Linked DNA regions of Mus musculus: region 2 is linked to region 1. Evidence: chromatin loops called from intact Hi-C (ENCODE). Cell type or tissue: heart. All regions are shown on one strand. Links, peaks and the distances in the headings refer to the core of each region. The heading gives the core; the rest is flanking DNA. Region 1 holds the start of Kmt5c (lysine methyltransferase 5C). Region 2 holds the start of Ppp6r1 (protein phosphatase 6, regulatory subunit 1).

Evidence for each region. Peaks named below come from ENCODE experiments on the same cell type or tissue, not always from the same donor. Only the 100,000 strongest peaks of a DNase experiment are listed, where the experiment ranks them.
Region 2: it touches region 1 in a loop (6-fold over the local background); 1 of 42 quality-filtered maps calls a loop at or near these places.

The regions. Positions count from the first base shown.
Region 1 is chr7:4,736,800-4,745,484 of GRCm38, forward strand. It overlaps Kmt5c (lysine methyltransferase 5C), which reads left to right and starts at 3,328. Exons shown (of 9, transcript NM_146177.2): 1 at 3,328-3,440; 2 at 4,981-5,182; 3 at 5,323-5,488; 4 at 5,820-5,929; 5 at 6,148-6,311; 6 at 6,448-6,467. The coding sequence starts at 5,073. It overlaps Gm24537 (a small nuclear RNA gene), which reads left to right and starts at 2,033; the gene lies at 2,033-2,134. Gm42369 (a long non-coding RNA gene) reads right to left here and starts at 3,281. Exons shown (of 2, transcript XR_881802.3): 1 at 2,493-3,281; 2 at 2,191-2,403. In heart, for the core only: a CTCF peak has its summit at 3,339; DNase peaks (open chromatin) are centred at 3,172, 4,492, 5,092 and 5,712; H3K4me3 peaks cover 4,117 bases; H3K27ac peaks cover 5,125 bases.
Region 2 is chr7:4,654,465-4,663,149 of GRCm38, forward strand. It overlaps Ppp6r1 (protein phosphatase 6, regulatory subunit 1), which reads right to left and starts at 4,486. Exons shown (of 24, transcript NM_172894.2): 1 at 4,017-4,486. It overlaps Hspbp1 (HSPA (heat shock 70kDa) binding protein, cytoplasmic cochaperone 1), which reads right to left. Exons shown (of 8, transcript NM_001360629.1): 8 at 6,052-6,381. The coding sequence ends at 6,307. In heart, for the core only: a CTCF peak has its summit at 4,602 (motif pointing left); DNase peaks (open chromatin) are centred at 3,267, 3,877 and 4,627; H3K4me3 peaks cover 3,352 bases; H3K27ac peaks cover 3,061 bases.

The sequences.
Region 1 (8,685 bases), core at 273-8,272:
GTGCTAAGGTCTGTGGTCTAGTAATGTATGGGGACCTGTTACAGCTTACCTCTGCTTATGAGGTCAGGTGCCTGTAATCTCAGAAATCAGGAGTCTGAGGCAGGAGGCTCTTCTGAGTTTAAGGACAGCCTGAGCTACACAATGACTTCCAGGCCCACTCCGGCTATAAGAAACCCCCTTTCAGAAACACAAAAAGTCAGTGGTGGCAAATGTCTTTAATGTCAGCATTTGGGAGACAAAGGAAGGCGAATCTCTAAATTGGAGGCCAGCCTGGTCTATAGAAGGAGCTCCAGGACACAGAGGAGCCCCAAAAGGCCGTCTCAAAACAAGCAAACAACAAAAACAAAGACAGTCAAAAGCTCCAGGGATATAATTCAGTTGGTAGAGTTTTTCCTAGCATGGATGAAGCCCTGGGTTTAACACACAGCACCAAGTAAAAATGTTGTGATGAGGGCTGTCATATCTGCAGTCTGAAGATAGATGAAAAGGATTAGGAAACTCAAGGTCGTAAAGAGCAGCCTTGGATAGATGACATCCTGTCCCAACTCCTCAATGGAGTATACCTGAGCTGTTCCCTTGGCTGCTGGCACAAGGTCTCAGTTGTGTAAAAGTATCTTCTATTCATCTGATCTAATTGTTGACTTGGAGGCTTACTGCCTTCGTCTGCTAGCCTAGGCCTAGTCCTGGAAGCTTCTAGCTTCCATACAACCTAATCTAGGCCTAGAATGTTTTCAGCCTCTTAGACTTGCTGCTGAATACACTCACACTTTCCAGATCTTTCTGAACTCTGGCTAGCTGATCAACTCAGCTATTCTGGCTCAAACCTCCTCTTCCCGCTGACTGATTCAACCTGGCTTTTCTCTGCTTCTCCTGAATTGCTCTGCTTGGCCTCATACCAACTTTGGCCATCTATTCTAATCTTCTGGCTCCTTCTTACTCTCTAAATGGTTCTGTCTTCACCTGTGTCTAGCTTGTTCTCTCTCTCTCTCTCTCTCTCTCTCTCTCTCTCTTTCTCTCTCTCTCACACACACAGACACACACACACAGACACAGACACACACACACACACACACACACACACACACACACACTTGTTTCTATACAACTGTCCTGGTAAAACTGCCCTCTCTCCTTCACTCTCTCTGCCCTGCTCTCTCTTAAGTAGCCTCTTGTTTTCTCTCTGTTCTCAAGAGAGTTGGGCATATCCCTATTCTATCTACTCTTGTTCTGATTCCTCACTTCATCTGTTTCTCAGTTAACATCCCTTTCAAACACACGTGTCTCCTTCTACAAACTAACTTTACCGTCATTGTTTGGGATTAAAGATGTGTGCTAAGAACACTAATGTAGGGGCTGGAGAGATGGCTCAGTGGTTAAGAGCACCGACTGCTCTTAAGGTCCGAAGTTCAAATCCCAGCAACCACATGGTGGCTCACAACCATCTGTAATGAGATCTGATGCCCTCTTCTGGTGCATCTGAAGACAGCTACAGTGTACTTAGATATAATAATAATAAATAAATCTTAAAAAAAAAAACCCAACAACAACAAAAAACACGAATGTATTCCAGCCAGAGTAGCCATGTTGCTGTATTAAATCTCTCTACCCAGTTGTTTGCTAGGCACATCTCTTTTTCTTTCAAAATGGAAATCAAACCACAAGCCTCACCCATGGTGCATATTGTATACCCACAGGCTATACCCTCATCCTGGAATATACTTCAACAGTCTGGAAGACACTTTGCTATTTAGTGGGGTTTTTTCCCTTAAATATATTTTTATTAGCCATTTGAAAATCTCATATAATGTGACAGCACCCAAGGACGATATAGTCATCCTAACCCGGAGAGCTGCTTAGGGTAGGGAGCTGTCTTAGAATTTAGGAGAGAGAAGGGTGGTGAGGCATGGACCTCAGACACTTGAAAGTATATCAGTGTATGATATTTGCTTTGTAGACGCAACCATGAAGCTGTGAGTTGGCAAAACCCCAAGATCACAGAACGGTGCAAAACTTCAGCCTCCTTAAAAACAAAATGTTGCAGCAGCACATATACTAAAATTGCAGCGATACAGTGAAGATTTGCATGGCTCCTGTGCAAGGATGACGAGCAAATTCATGCCTGATCTACATGGTGAGTTCTAGGACAGTCAAAGCTCATGTCTCAAAAGAGAAGCTACTATGATTTAATCAATTGTGTGTGTGTGTGTGTGTGTGTGTGTGTGTGTGTGCGTGCGCGCGCGCGCGCGCGCGCCTTGGCATGAATGTGGAGGTCAAGGACAACCTTCAGGAGTCGGTGCTTTCTTTCCATTATGCGGATCCTGGCTATGAGACTTGTGGGCAGGTGCTTTTACACACTGGGCCATTTCAATGTCCCATCTCACTTCAATCGGTTGTTCCTTCAGTCTGTAGTAACAAAACATTCTGTGCTGTAGGCATTATCCTAACCCACCAAATAGATAACTCAGGAAAGACAAAAACAAAAGTAAGCTTACTTGTTTGGACGTAATTATGATATCCTGCTAATTATACTTGCAGGATTGAAGAGGTGGGTAATCTTAATTAAGGGGTTTCCCCAGGGGAGTGCCCCATGAATCAGAGCTTGTCTTCTAAGTCCCAACTTCTCAGCGTCGTCTCTTTCTGAACTGTTCACAGGCAGGACAAGAAAACTTCACAGAGTTCTTGTAGGTACAATTTTCCAAAGATAAGGAATACTGGGAAAGAGAAAAGATCTTCTTGCTAAGCAGGGTTGGCACTGAAGTTTTGTTGCCATGGCAACCAATGGTCTCCTGGGGCCGGGAGCGCGATGGCGCGTGTGTGCATTCACCTCTTTCCTTCCTGGTTCGCTCAGGGATTTTGCCCCACTTCAAGCTGAAAGAAAGAGAATAGAGCTCCGGATTTAGGGTGATGGGCGGAGGCCTTAACGAATGGAAGCGTGGTCCTGTCCAAGGCCAACCAATAATATACGAAGTTTGTCTCTGACAGAGCCCTCCCTCTTTTCACTTGGACCTGAATAACCTGACCCAAACAGAGTTTCTGTTGGAGCGACGGCTCTTTAAGCCAATGAAAGCACTGATTTGGGACAGTGCAGAAGAAGAGGCGGGACAGATTTTTATGGCAACGCCTGAATGACAGCGACCCGAGCCATTGGCTGTAGTTCGCTGGATTTATTGACAGAGTGGGCGTGGAGGGGTTTTGTCAGGGCACCGACTGGGGCCAGAAGAGGCGGGAAAAAGAGAGCAATGAGAGTCAGCCAATAAGAACAGCGCGAGTTTCATAGCAACGGAAGAGTGACGGCGGGTTGGGCCAAAGGAAGGTTAAGCTGTTTGTTACGCCGGCCGAGGGGAGGCGCGGCGGCTGTGTCGGACGAGAGCCGGAGGAGGCGGTGGGTGGAGGTGGCGGCTGCAACGCGGGTTCCTGAGGAGAAGGAGGAGGAGAAGCGGGTGAGGGGCGGCGCGGGGCCCGACCTCTGAGCCCCCTCTTGGCCCCCGCCCCGCGCCGCCCGGCCTCCCAGTCACCCCCTGAACCGGCTGTCCCCGGGCCCTTCCTCGAACCTTGCGGTCCAAGTCTCCAGCCCCGCGGATCTACGCGCTCCTCACTCGTACCCTTCCCTGCACCCTTGGAGCCCATGCAGACTCCTCTCTCACTCTCAGGACTTTCCTTGCACCTTAGGAGTCGCTCCTTGCCCCACCAGGGCCCATCCCCACCACCTTTTCCTGCATCGTAACCTACCTACCCTGTCACACTCAGGGCACTTCCTGACTCCTGTCTCACTATCCTGGTCTCTGAGGCCCTTCCTCTGACTCTCTGTTTCCCCAGCCCCCTTCTGCAACCTTCCCAGGCTTTAGTTAGCTACTTAGCGCCCTCAATTCCCTCCTCGAACCCGTAGGATCTTTCAGGTTTCCATCACTTCAAATCCCCCAGGATTCCCTCAAACCCTGCTTGGAACCGCTAAGCCCTTCCCTTGGACCCCAGGCATATCTACCCTTTGGATTTCGTGGGCTCCTCCCTTGCAACCTCAGGTGCCTTCTTCCCCCCACCCCCGCCAATCCTGACTTCCCTCCATCTTTCTCTCCCCTTTCTCTCCCTTCACATCATACTCCCTACACCTCACTTTGTCTTTTCCCAGCTTCCAGGCTTTTTTTCTAAGCACCCTCTTCATTTAACCCAGACCGTTTTTTTTCCAGATCTTTCTCCCAGAGTGGCGGAGTGTGTCTTGCCACACTCTGCCTTCTTGCTCTCTCCCAAAGCGCAGAATTGTCAGACACACCACAGTGAGGGTACTGGGTAACCTGGCCCTCCATTTTATTTGATTTGGTTTTCTGAATCTATTTTTTTCCCCTCTTTGCCTCCGACCCTTTGTTTTGACTTGTTCCTCCTCTCCTTTCTGTTCCTCCCTTCTTCCTGTTTTTTGTCCTCTGGCGGGCTTCCCTTTTGCTGGAGTCCTCGGAGAGGCATTAGGGACTGGATCCTTCTTCCCCTAATGGCTGCCTGGGCTCCACCCACAACCTTTTGACCACTCCCCAGAGGAGGGTGACCTTGGAGGGAGGTGCTGAGGACGGGAGAATCAGCCTAGCAGGGGGTCAGCAAAGGCAGGCCAGAAGCTCCTATGGAGTTCCTTTTCCCCTTTCCCTTGATGAGAGCCCAGCTATCCCAACTCCCTCCTGCCATGCTAAGCCTTTGGAGTTATCTCAGGCAGTTAATTAATCTTCCTTCCGCCTGGGTACACAGGGACCTGTCTCTTACATGTGCACTTGGCAAAGTGGTCTTTGTGTGTGCTGACATTCGAGAAAGTGTCCATGTCCTGGGAAGGTAGTGTATGTGATTGGGGGACATGCATCTGTTTTGCAAGAGGGGAGGAAATACTTACTGCACAGGAGACTATTTTTCTTAAGGTTTCCTCACTCGAAAGTACCTGTTGGGTGTCATTCTTACATAGAGTCCCATGAAGTCAATATTGATTACCCCCGTGCTCTCCTGCAGATAAGCAGGCTCTGGGGCCCACAGACACCCCATGCAGCGCCTGAGCGGCACATCCATGCTCTGTGCCAGAGCAGCATGGTTTTTAAAGCACCATGGGGCCTGATCGAGTGACAGCCCGAGAACTGTGCGAGAATGATGACCTGGCCACCAGCCTTGTTCTTGACCCCTACCTCGGCTTCCGCACCCATAAGATGAATGTCAGGTGAGGGGGAACTTGGGGGTCCTGGGTCCTGGACCCTTTCTCTTATGTTTTTACAATTCTCAGCCTGGTCTCCCTGAAGCTTCGGGTGGGGGCCAGGAGGCCTGGAAGTCCCTGGAACCCAGGCATACCCTTTCTCCCAGTCCTGTGCCCACCTTGCGACGACAACACCACCTTCGTTCAGCACTGGAAGCTTTCCTAAGGCAACGGGACCTGGAGGCTGCATTCCGGGCCCTGACGCTAGGAGGCTGGATGGCCCACTACTTCCAGAGCCGTGCCCCTCGGCAGGAGGCTGCTCTCAAGACCCACGTGAGGGAGCCCATGCCCCAGCCTGCCCTGCACAGTGCTCTCTCCATCTAGCTGGCAGATTCTAGATCTCTCAGGAGAGTAGCCCCCAGGCCCAAGACTGCCTTGCTGCTGGGGACAGCCTGCAAGGAAGGCCCAGAAGCCTAGAAGAAGAGAATTGGGGGCGGGCGAGCTGAGATGAGTCCACCCTCCTCTTCCTTTGACAGATGAGGACACCTAGACCCAGAGATGACCCAGGCCACACAGTCAGTGACAAAGTAGACCTGGTCCAAGAGAAAGAGGCCCCTGTGGTTGGCCCGGCTCATCTTCCTGCCCTCCCCCACTCTTCTCTCAGATTTTCTGCTACCTCCGCGCCTTCCTGCCTGAGAGTGGCTTCACCATTCTGCCCTGCACCCGCTACTCCATGGAGACCAATGGGGCCAAGATTGTGTCTACCCGTGCTTGGTAAGGGGGCTGCTGGGAGCAGAGACCCAGTCCGTCTGGATGAGGTAGGACCCAGGGAAAGTGGGGTTAGTGACACAGGACAACCTAGTGGATTTGAGAGAGAATGAATGGAGGATACAGTGGCTGGCCCTGTGCCTCAGAGCTCCTGTTCCCAGGGTGCTTCCCCAGCAAAGACTGGGAGGCATCGCTCAGAGCCCTATAGCCCAGCCTCTTGACAGGAAGAAGAATGAGAAGCTGGAGCTGCTGGTGGGCTGCATTGCAGAGCTGCGTGAAGAGGATGAAGACCTGCTTAGGGCCGGTGAGAACGACTTCAGCATCATGTACTCCACCCGAAAAAGGAGTGCCCAGCTGTGGCTTGGCCCAGCTGCCTTCATCAACCATGGTGAGGGCAAGGCTGGAGAGGGGATGGATGCTGGGGGGCGGGGGGGGGGGCAGGCGAGTGCATGAGACACGGGGGAGAGGCTGGGCTCACTTGCTCACTCCTTCTCTTTTCTCTGTTGTTCACCCAATGGCTGCAGACTGCAAACCCAACTGCAAGGTGAGACCTTCAGAGTGTGAAAAGGGCAGGCATGTGGGAATCTGAGGGAAACTGAGGGAGGGCTGGTTTTGGACTCTCCCACCTGACAAGGCAATTTCCTATCCTTTGCAGTCCCTCATAGTTGGTAGCAGCACCTAGGGTGGGCAGCACACGGGAAGGCATGTGCCCTCCAGGACATCAGACAGGGAATCAGTTGTGGCAGAGCCTGGGTTACTGACCAAAACGGAGGCAAGGGTGTTATGGGGAGACAGATTAGCAGGTGGCTAATCTCACCAGGCAGCTTTGAAGGCAGGGGCAGGGAAGAAGCCAAGAAATTCCAGGAGGCCAAGGACCTCTGCTAAGAAACTGTGGGTGGAAGGACAAAGTGAGGGAGGGGGAGGTGACTGGGCTGGACATGTTACAGAGGGTTTGGGAGGTCCAGTGGGTATAATATTGTCTTCTCATGCATCTTGGGAGACCAAAGCAGGAAAATTCTAAGTTCTAGGTTAATCTTGGTAACTTGAGTGAAACTTTATTTTAAAAGGGCTAGGGATGCAGCTCAGGGCCGGGTGCTTGCTTAGTGTGTGTAAGACCCTGAGTTAGTACCACAGAAACAAAACAGATAGTAGTTTAGTGGTAGTGCTCTTGCCTAGCATATGAGTGACCTGAGATCAACCCACAGGACCAACAAGAACAATAACAGAGTTTTGGTTGAGTACCCTACCTTGTAACTTGTGAAATAGGTGTTTGGGAGACAGAGGCAGGAGAATTGCTATAAGTTGGAGACCAGCTTGGTCTGCACAGTGAGTTTCGGGTCACCCAAGACTATATAGTAACAAGGTCCTGTCTTCAAAAAACTAAAAAGGAGGCTAGAAAGATGGCTCAGCAGTTAACAGCACTCACTGGCTGCTCTTCCAGAGGACCTGGGTTCAATCCCAGGACCCGTGTGGCCCTTCACACCTGTATGTAGGTCTAGGTCAAGGGCTTCTTATACCCTCACACAAGCATACATGCAGGCAAAACACCAGTGACCATAAAATAAAAATGTGTGTGTGTGTGTGTGTGTGTGTGTGTGAAGGTAAGGGGAGTCCCCTGGAAGCCCCCCATTTGTGTTCTGTCAGGACACAGACCTCTGGCCCTCTCTGGGAGCACCCATGGCATGAGTAAGGGTCAAAGCTCAGCTTCCTGACTTAGAACTGGAAAGCGTTATGGCTGTATGGCCAGGTCTTAGGTTTCTCCTGTTGACGCCCGCTAAGACTGCTGTTGAGGTCAGGTGGTGGGTACCTCAGAACGTACAAGACTTGTTCCATGTGTCAGAGGCTCTTAGGATGAATGACACACAGCCCCCACTAGGCCCTCTGCCTTGCATGTAGACACTGAGTGGGACAGAAAGGAGAGGGCACCAGGCACAGTCAGTCATCAGCTTGCTTACTGGGTAACAGTGGTCTGGAATCAGCAGGCTCTGGAGCAGCAGAGTTTTCCTACATGCTGAAGAAAACCAGATGCACAGGAGGGCAAGCTTTCACACCCTGTGGCTGGGTCTCTGATGAGGCACCCCATAACCAAAGATGGTGGCAATCTGACCACTAAACTTAGTCGACTCTCCTTCTAGCAGCATAATGGGAGGTTTGGTTTCTAGATGGCTATGGCAGCAGTGTGTAGGAGGCTCAGTAGAAAGGGAAGAGGTATACAAAGTGAGGGTGGCCATGAGGAGATTGGCAGGTGATGAAGGACCACCTCAAGGAAGAGCAGCAGGATGAGAGGAGAAGGCTCTTGGAGATGCTACACTCAGGCACTGGCCAGTTGGCCTGGAGGACATCAGGCAAGGATCATTTTGGGTGTCAGGTTTGAGTGGCTGGCTGGCTAGATAGCTAGATGGTGACCATGTTCCTTCCCAGATAGGGAGTGCAGAGGTAGTTACAGATATGGGAGAGAAATAAGAATGAGGAGTCTACGCCGGGTGTGGTGGCGCACGCCTTTAATCCCAGCACTCGGGAGGCAGAGGCAGGTGGATCTCTGAGTTCGAGGCCAGCCTGGTCTACAAAGTGAGTTCCAGGATAGCCAAGGCTATACAGAGAAACCCTGTCTCGGAAAAAAAAAAAAAAAAAAGAATGAGGAGTCTATAGGGTAGCCTCGGGATGAGTGATCCTAAATGCTGGGCTGGAGGACAGGGGAATCTGGCTGCCAAGTGGACACAAGCCTTGGGAGAATGGGAAATAGCCACAGAGGCAGAAAGGCA
Region 2 (8,685 bases), core at 370-8,369, 82 kb before region 1:
GCCCCTCAGGCTGGCTGGCTGCTCTAGGAAGGAAAGGAAACAGACCAGCAGCAGGCAGGCTAGCTCCTTAAAAGGCTGGGTGGATCATGCCTCTGTTTTTTAATGCCACAGCCAACTCCTGGCCAAATCTGGAAAAGGGGTTTGGGACACTTAATACCAGGGATAAAGAGACAGTAGCAGCAACCTAACCATCTTGAGCAGGACACGCAGTGTGGCCTTCAGAGCCACCACCACCCTGGCAAAGCAAGCACAGGGGGACAACCATTTGGAGAAGGAACCATTGCTAGAAGGACCTGGTCACATGGAAAAATGAGCTGGGACTTTCCCATGGCTTAGGAAAGGCCTGAGTGAGATAACGGGGGGGGGGGGGGGGGGGTAGCCAACCCCCTCAGATCCTAGGACCATTCTAAGGGAAATAGAAACTCTGGCCCAACCCCAAAGGAAGAATAATCAGAAAACAGCCTAAGGACACTTGGCCATGAACATGAAACGTGAAAACATGACGGTTTATACTCAGTACTCATCATCTCCTGGAGTGGCCACAAATTTAAAAGGAAAAAGGAACAGCTTACTGAACAAATGTGAAATAGCCCCTAGAAGAACAGAAAGGAAACCTGGATTAATGGGCCAGAACTTAGATAGTTGATCTAGTCGGGGCTATAAAGCAAGATCCTATCTTAAGACTAAAGTAAACTAAATGTCCAAAGACCTAAGTTTAAATCTCTATGTGTGTGTCCAGACAGCCTCAAACTCCAGAGCTCAAGTATTCCTTCTGCCTATTTATTATAGGCATATACCACTGTTCCTGACCAGGGTTGGAATTTTCTCTCTCCAAATCTCTCTAATTGCATTGAGCCTCAGTGTCCTCATCTGAGAAATCTCTGTAATGCAGCCCTTCTGGAGAATTCATAAAACTGATGTGCAAAGGGAAAACCATGGTCTGGTATGGATGTATCCCCACTAAGCCAGTACTGGGCAATAACTCTTACCATAGCAGCTAGACCGCTTACCTGTCTTTTGCAGCAAGTTTAATGGCAGAAGAATTCAACAGTTGAACCTCAACTGACTACGCTCAGGATGGGGGCTGTGCCTTCTACCTGCCCTACAAGCTCTGAGTCTGACTACCTCCTCCTGAGACTGTCAGACCTCTACTCTGACACCACTTCCTTCCAGAAGCGTTCTCTGGCAAGCCTCCTTCCAAAGCTCTATGAGAACACACAAGCCTCAGCTGTGAGGAAAAGGTAGGCCCGTGCAGGCATCTGCAACTTTCTAGAGATGCCACCTAAGATCTAACATACTGCCAGATCCAAAACCAAGTGTTTTGGGGGGCTTGGGATGTAGTTTATTTGTCAGGTGTTTGTCTGGAATGCACAAAACCCCTCAGCTCAAATCCCAACAGTGAACCAGCACTGCCATCCTAACACTTGGGAAGTAGAGGCAGGAGGATCAGAAGTTAAAGTCATCCTTGGCTACAAAGTGAGTTTGAGGCCAGATGGTTTGAAACAGATGAGACTCCAGTTCAAAATAAAAGTAAAAGTACTTGTTGGATTAATGGAAACAGAAGCCAGAGAAGAGAAAGTGATCTCTGAAGGTCACTTGGCCAGAGATCCCAAAGTAGAAAAGAGGGGCGGGGAGACAAGACTGTTTTCCTTCAATGGAAAAAAAAAAAAAAAAAAGATGCCACATGACCCAACAAAAGCAAACAACCAAAGAGGATGCATGTAAAGGAAAAAACACAACAGCTCCTACACCACACAGAAGCTCAAAGCACATAAGATACTTAAGCAAAATAGCAGAGTAGCAGTGTTTCTCTACTGGCATCAATAGAAGCTGAGACTACATAGCTATTTGTGGTGAGTGGCTGCTCTGTGCATTAGAAGACAATCAATAGCATCCCTGGGTGGGATATATACACTAAACGTGGGAAGCTTACTTTCTCTACTCCTACAGTTTTGACAACCATAGGGTCTCCAAGCATTGCCAAATGTCTCCGAGAGGACATATCATACCCAATGAGAACTACTGGGATATATTATCAAAAATCAGATGATAATCCTAAGAGATACTGATTCGATATACTTGCTGTGTGCCTTGCATTCTGATAGGCATCTACAAACATTGCACTCAATATCCTGAACCACTTTACACAGACAGCCCTCCTATTAGCCCACTTATAGAGGAGAAACAGGTACTGAACACTTGCCTAACTTTTCCAAGGACTCACCACTAGGAAAGGCAAGCACCAGGACTCAAACTAAGTCTAACTCACAAAAACTCTTGCTCTAGGTAATTCCTCATTATACCAACCCTAAAACTAGAGTAGAGTCACTGAATTTGGGCAAAATGATTTGCATTAGGCAAAGGTTACCAGGAAAATAAATAACAAAAAACCCACAGGAGAAACATTTCAAAGAGCACAAGATAACTCCAAGTGCATGTGGCAGAACACAGCAAGTGCTCTCGTGTGAACTGTCCACATTAGCTGTGCAGAATGCACATAGAAACAACTCATACTGTGTTGTTGAAGCAATCCAGTCCCTGCAACACTGGCCTTGAGTCTGACAGAACTTCTCCTTTAAGATGGAAGCAACTCTGTGGCAGTTTTACAACCCTCAACCCAGTACCACATTTGTCATACAGTGCAGCTTCCTTTCCAGAAACATCTTGCCTCCAGGTAATACATCCTCAGTACAATTGCCTCAGTATATAAGGAGTGGTCAAGACCATAACTCCCTTGGACTGGCAACATAAACATTAATCCCAGGTACTTAGAAAACTGAGATTAGACGATTGTGCGTCAATAGCCCACCAGCTCTTCAGAGTTCAAAGCAAGCCTAAAAAAATTTGCAAGATACTGCCTCATAGTTTAAAAGCAATAGGAGAGGCTCAGGCTATGTGTAGCTCAGTCGGTGGTAGAATGCTTGCTCCGTGGCAGGAAAACTGGGAGTTGAGCCCTAGTACCACCACCGAAGGGAGGGGGGAAAAGGACTACCAACCAGGTCACTTAAGGCCCTGGACAGCAGCTCCAGCCAAGCCATTCCACCCTTGCCCTCTTAACACTTCAACCCACTCCATCCTGGCTCCCTCAGTGTTCCCACCTTCACATATTTGCACGCGGTGTTTCTTCCACCTGGAAAGCTCTTCTTCCCACTCTCCATCTGTTAACTCCCACTCAGCCTTCCTCGACAGAAAAGTCACCCATCCGGCCGGTCTCACCAGTCTCTCCCACTCTGCGGCCTGCTGCCACAGCACCCTGGGTTACCACCATCACAACACACAGTAATTGTGACTGTCCAGCTCTGCCTTTGGCTCCCTGAGTAGATAAAAGTACCAGGGACTTCCACTGACCACTCCCTCCTGGACCCAGCAACCAAGTTCTGCCCTCAATGGGCCTCATCTCACAGAATACCCAGTAGCGCACCAAACAGTGGTTCCAAAGTGCCTCCTCACCACAGGAAACTAGGGACAAACAGGGACAGGACAGCCACAGCCAAGGCGAAGGAAAAGACCTGTTTAACCTTGCCTTCCTGAGCAGAGGGTGAGAAACAAAAAGGTCAAGAGTCCACGAAGGCTGGTGAGAGTGAAAAGAGTAGGTAGACACAGAGGTGAGCACAAAAGAGCAGGCAAGAGGAAGGAAAGAGAAAGGCACCCTAGAGGAGGAAGACTACGACAGGGGGGACAGGGGAGTGGGCCCAAATCCCAAGAGAGCTGAGTCAGAATGATAGGTGGAGGTGATGTAGATCCCAGTGGGAAGAGATGGGGGCTGGGGGCTGCGGGGAGAAGAGTCTAAGAGACTTAGAGAGGGTCCCCAATAGACGAGGAAGACGGGCTGGGAATGACAGCGAAGTAGACACAGGCCCGGCGACAGGAAATAGACTTGATGATACTGGCAAGTGGCTAAAAGACTTAGGGAGTGAAAGGGAGGATACTAAGAGACTCAGGGGCGCTCAGGGAGATTTGAGGAAAAGACTCCGGATTAGAAGGCGCACGCCCGGGAAGGCAGCTGCGGGGCTCACCTGCGCGGGGGGGCGGCGGCTCCTCGCACTCGGGGCTCATCGGGGCGCCCCTGCCGCCCCGCCGCCGGCGGCTCCGGCCCTGTCGAGGGGCCGGCTAAGAGGGGCGGGGGCGGCGCCGGTGGGCTCGCGCAGGCGCCCGGGCCGGAGCTCGCGAACCCGCGCAAGCGCCCTCCAGTCACAGGGAATCCCCTGCCTCACCACCGAGCTTCGACGAGTTCGGGTCGTCGCGAAAAAGTAGGCGCACTCGTTCCACCGCAGAGCTCCGTGGCCGACGCGAGGCCCGCGCAGGCGCCTCCGAAGCAGGGCGACGGGGGAAGTCGCCGCGGGTTACACACTGACACGCCGGCACCCGCGGGACAGGAAAAAGAAGCCTCCGCAGCCCGACGGGTGCAGAATTGCACCGAGAGCCGACGCCCGTCCCCTCGGCTTTACTGTCACCCGAAGCGGCTGGGTCTCCCCGGCCCCAGCCGTCCACCTTAAGGCCTCCGACGCAGGGCTACCTCCGCCACTGTCCCACAATGCCCCGAGCGCGGGAGGACGCAAGAAGACAGGCTCCGCCCTCTCGTGGTCGCTCTCCGTGCGCAGGTGCGCGAGAGGCCGCTAGGTCGGCCTGGCGAGGCGCGTGCGCGGTGAGCGCTGGCGCCCAGAACCCGCCCACTCCGGAACTCCGCGGCTGTCCGTGCCCACGGTTGCCAATGTTCTCTCCCTGAATAAACCTAGAGGGCCCAGTGCGCAGGCGCTGCTGCAGCCAGAACCCCGTTTTCTGTGACTACATTCCAAAATCCGCTGAATATTCGGTTCTAGGATCTTTCGCCCTGAAAGCTACCTTCGGAAATCCGATTGTTATTCCGACTCCTTCAACCATATTTCTTTGACTCGAGTCAACTCCTAAGAAATCCATTCCAACTTTTCGTCCTCACGCGAAGCTGGTTGCTTTTGTTCAGTCGGGTTCGTCCCGGATGCCTAAGCGTCTGCCGAGGTTTTCTGGCTGACCTCCTACTCAGGCATTTGCCCAAGCCGCGTCTACTGTTGCCAGTTGCTGCACAAAGCCTCCTCTTGTAACAACCGGGAGGAACCCCTTAACGCCGGGATTCAGTCACTAAAGGGCCTTTTCTAGCGCTGAGCCTCGGTTTACCCCAACTTTCATCCCCTGCTCCTTCGTGCCCGTTTTAGAGGTCAGCTGTAAGGACTAGATAAATGCATGTAAGAAACATTAGTTTTCCTTTTTTAAAACAGCAGATTAGGACTTTATATTTCGGGGACATTTCACGTCAGTCATTATTTTGACTTTCAAGGGATGTAGATATTTTTCTCCACCCCTTCTCAAATGGCTTTAATGGACTTGCACAGATTAACACCTGTCAGTAATTTTTTTCGTCTTGTCTCTCCTGGGCTGTGCTGCTTTTAATTTTTGTTCGATCTTGTATCAACTGAGTTCTGTGTAAGAGAGCACCTTCATATTAAAAGTGAACACTAGCTCTGCTCCCTGTCTCCTTTAAGTTCAGCCTGCCCCCCCCCCCCACCCCACCCCCAATTCCAGGATGGGTCTTCTCTCCCCAGTTAGACCTTTCTGGAAACTCATACACACACTGGAGATGTGTTTCCATGGTGATTCTAAATCCTGCCAACTTGGCAATGAAGATTAACTTTCACACAAAACTTCAAGGATGTCGAGCTGGCTTCATGGGCAAAGGTGGCTGCTGTGCAAGCCCATAACCTGGCTCAACTTAAAATTCGATCCCAATACCCACATGGGAGAAAGGGAGAATCAATGCCCCACACTGTCCTCTAACCTCCATTCACAGGCCATGCCCCTCTTTATACACTCAAATATGTTTTTAAAAGTACGTGTGTGTGTGTGTGTGTGTGTGTGTTAAAGAACAGATGGTCCCAGCACAACACAGCAAGAAAAGACAGCAGCTCTGAGGTAAGAGCAACACTTATTATACCTTTAGTGACCATCTCCCCAAATCCTCTAAGCTCAGCCCCTCCTTCCTTCCATAAGAACCTTCCAAAAAACAATGCAAGACAGCATAAGGGAGCAGGAGAAATGTTTTTATTTGAAGAGCAGTGTGGACATGAGAAGAAAGGATGACAGAAAGCAAGGGAGGGGATCAAGGGGCCAGCACCTTTCTCAGCAACCCCTCCAGGGGGCTACCCAGAGATGGGCTGGCAGGCCCAGGCCCAGGCCCAAACAAGGCCTGGCAATCCCTTAAGAGAGAGTGCCTGGGAAGGAGGGAGGCAGGAGGCCTGGGGTTCCCACGGAGAGAAAGCAAGGAGCCACCTGGTCTCAGCGATCCATGCTGTCGTCGGTAGGGCTAGAGAAACAGGTCTGTAACAGCTTTTCACAGAACTCCAGCTCCTCCTGGATCAGGGTGAGAGGAGTCCTGAGCGCGGGCAGACCTGCCTGCCATACATTCAGCAGGCAGAACACTCTCCTGTATTTCTAAACTACCTGCCACCTTCCCACTCCGGACGCCCAGCCTTTCCCAAGGACCACTGCGCCAATCATGATCACTTGCCCTGCTCATGGGTTTCTGAACTCCACACATAGAGTCTTGCGGCCTCCCAGACTGGTCAGTCTTCACATCAGCCCCCTAAGTTCAATCCCCACAACCCACTGATTGAAGGGAAGAACTGACTCCTACACATTTTCCTGTGACCTCCACCTGGGCACCATGGCACACATGAGCCCCCACCCCCAGTAATTAGATTTTTTTTTTTAAGTTCCATTTTTATGGGTATGGAGAAGGGTGTGTGTGCGTGTGTGTGTGCGTGTGTGTGTGAAGACAAGAGGGCCCCAGAAGCCATCCACCTTGTGTGTGTGTGTGTGTGTGTGTGTGTGTGCACGTGCACGCATATGTGTTTGGGTATGAGTGCATCCGTGTGCACATGGGTGTGGACACCAGAGTTTAACGATTATCTTCCTCAACTGTTTTCCATCTCTTTCCCTTTCCTCACGATGCAGCCTGGCTGTCCTGGAACTCACTCTGTAGATCAAGCTGGCCTCCAACTCACAGAGCTCCACCTGCTTCTTCCCCAGTGCTAGGACTGACGCTGTGTGCGAGCCTCCATCTCATTTTCCCAGTCACACTTTCTTTCTCACTCAACATGGAATTCACTGACTCTACTGGACTGGCTACACATGAGCCCCAAGGGATCCTCTGTCCCTGCTTCCTGCGCTGTGAACTCAGCTCCTTCTGCTTGCACTGCAAGCACTTTGCCAACTGACCCGTGTCCCCTGCCTCAAACACTTGTTCCTATAGCAGTGTCTGTAGTCGTGAGAGACTGGAGACAAACTATACTTCCTACAACAGGATTTCAAGTCTGAGACCACTTTAAGCTAACACAGTGAAAATGTAACTAAAACATTAAGAAGAGGTAGTTAAGTCAATGAGGTCAAAAAGGCCATCCCTACTCTACACAGTAGAGCTGTGATGGAAGAAAAAAGTTGTCACTAGGAGTGAGTAAAGAGAAAACTGTCCTGCTGGGCACAGGGGTGGCCAGCTTTAACCCCAGCACCAGGCCTGCAATGCTACACACAGGGACCAGGCTGGCCTCCAACAACAGATATCTGCCTGCCTTTGCCTCCCTGCTACCTTGTCTTTATTTTTGAGAGAAAAAAAAATACCCAACCTTGTCTTTATTTTTGAGAAAAAAAAATTTTTAATATAAAGCTTGGTTTGTTTGCCTGTAGATGGTGGGCACCTCTAAGGGTGGAGCAAGGCTGGACTTGGAATTTCCAATTCTGCTCAGGGTCTCCTGGGAGATAAATACAAATGCAGCATGGAGGCCCCCACATTGTCTGCCTGAAACCAGGCCAGGCTGGTCTGCAGCATCCAGTGCTCTATGGGGACAGATATTAAGGTCACAAGTTCCTGGGATGATGAGGTCAGGATCGACAGCTGCTAGCAGGTGTCCTGCCTCTCCTAGTTACTGCTGTCCCTCTGTAAACATCAGGTGTGTCCACAGAGACACAGATGCAACAGAGCATCGCTGACGCACATTTGCTATGCATAGCTTTGCTAAAACCCTCAGCGTTGAAGCAGGGGGTGCTTCACAAAACCGATGAGCAGAGCTGACGAGATGGCTCAGCAGGTAACGAGCCTTCTGCCAAGCCTGATGACCTGACTTTGACGTCCTGTGACCTCCACACAAGCACCGTGGTACTTACACCAGGAACGCTCCCACACATAAATACACATACCCACATACACCCTTACAAATGTAAAAAAGCAAATACTAGAGCCTGGAGAGATAGCTCGGTGATTAAGAGCAATTGTTCTTGCTGGGAATCTTGACTCAGCTCCCATCACCCACACGAGGCAGCTCACAATTACCTGTAACTTCAGCTCCAGAGGCTCCAAAGCCTTTCACTAGCTTCAAAAGGCACCCCCACCCCCACCCCAAGAGCACATACAAACAAAGACACTTATATACATCTTTTTAACTATGGAAAAGATTTACAATAACCACCTAGGTCCAGGAAGTAAGTATGAATGCTAAGTTAACTGTGATCACATATTACTTATCTGTTGAGTTACCCATTCTTAGCTACGAAATTTATTCACCCATTTAAATGAATATTTAAGGAAGAAAGAAAGAAAAAAAGAAAGAAAGAAAGAGAGAGAGAAAGAAAGATAGAAAGAAAGAAAGAAAGAAAGAGAAA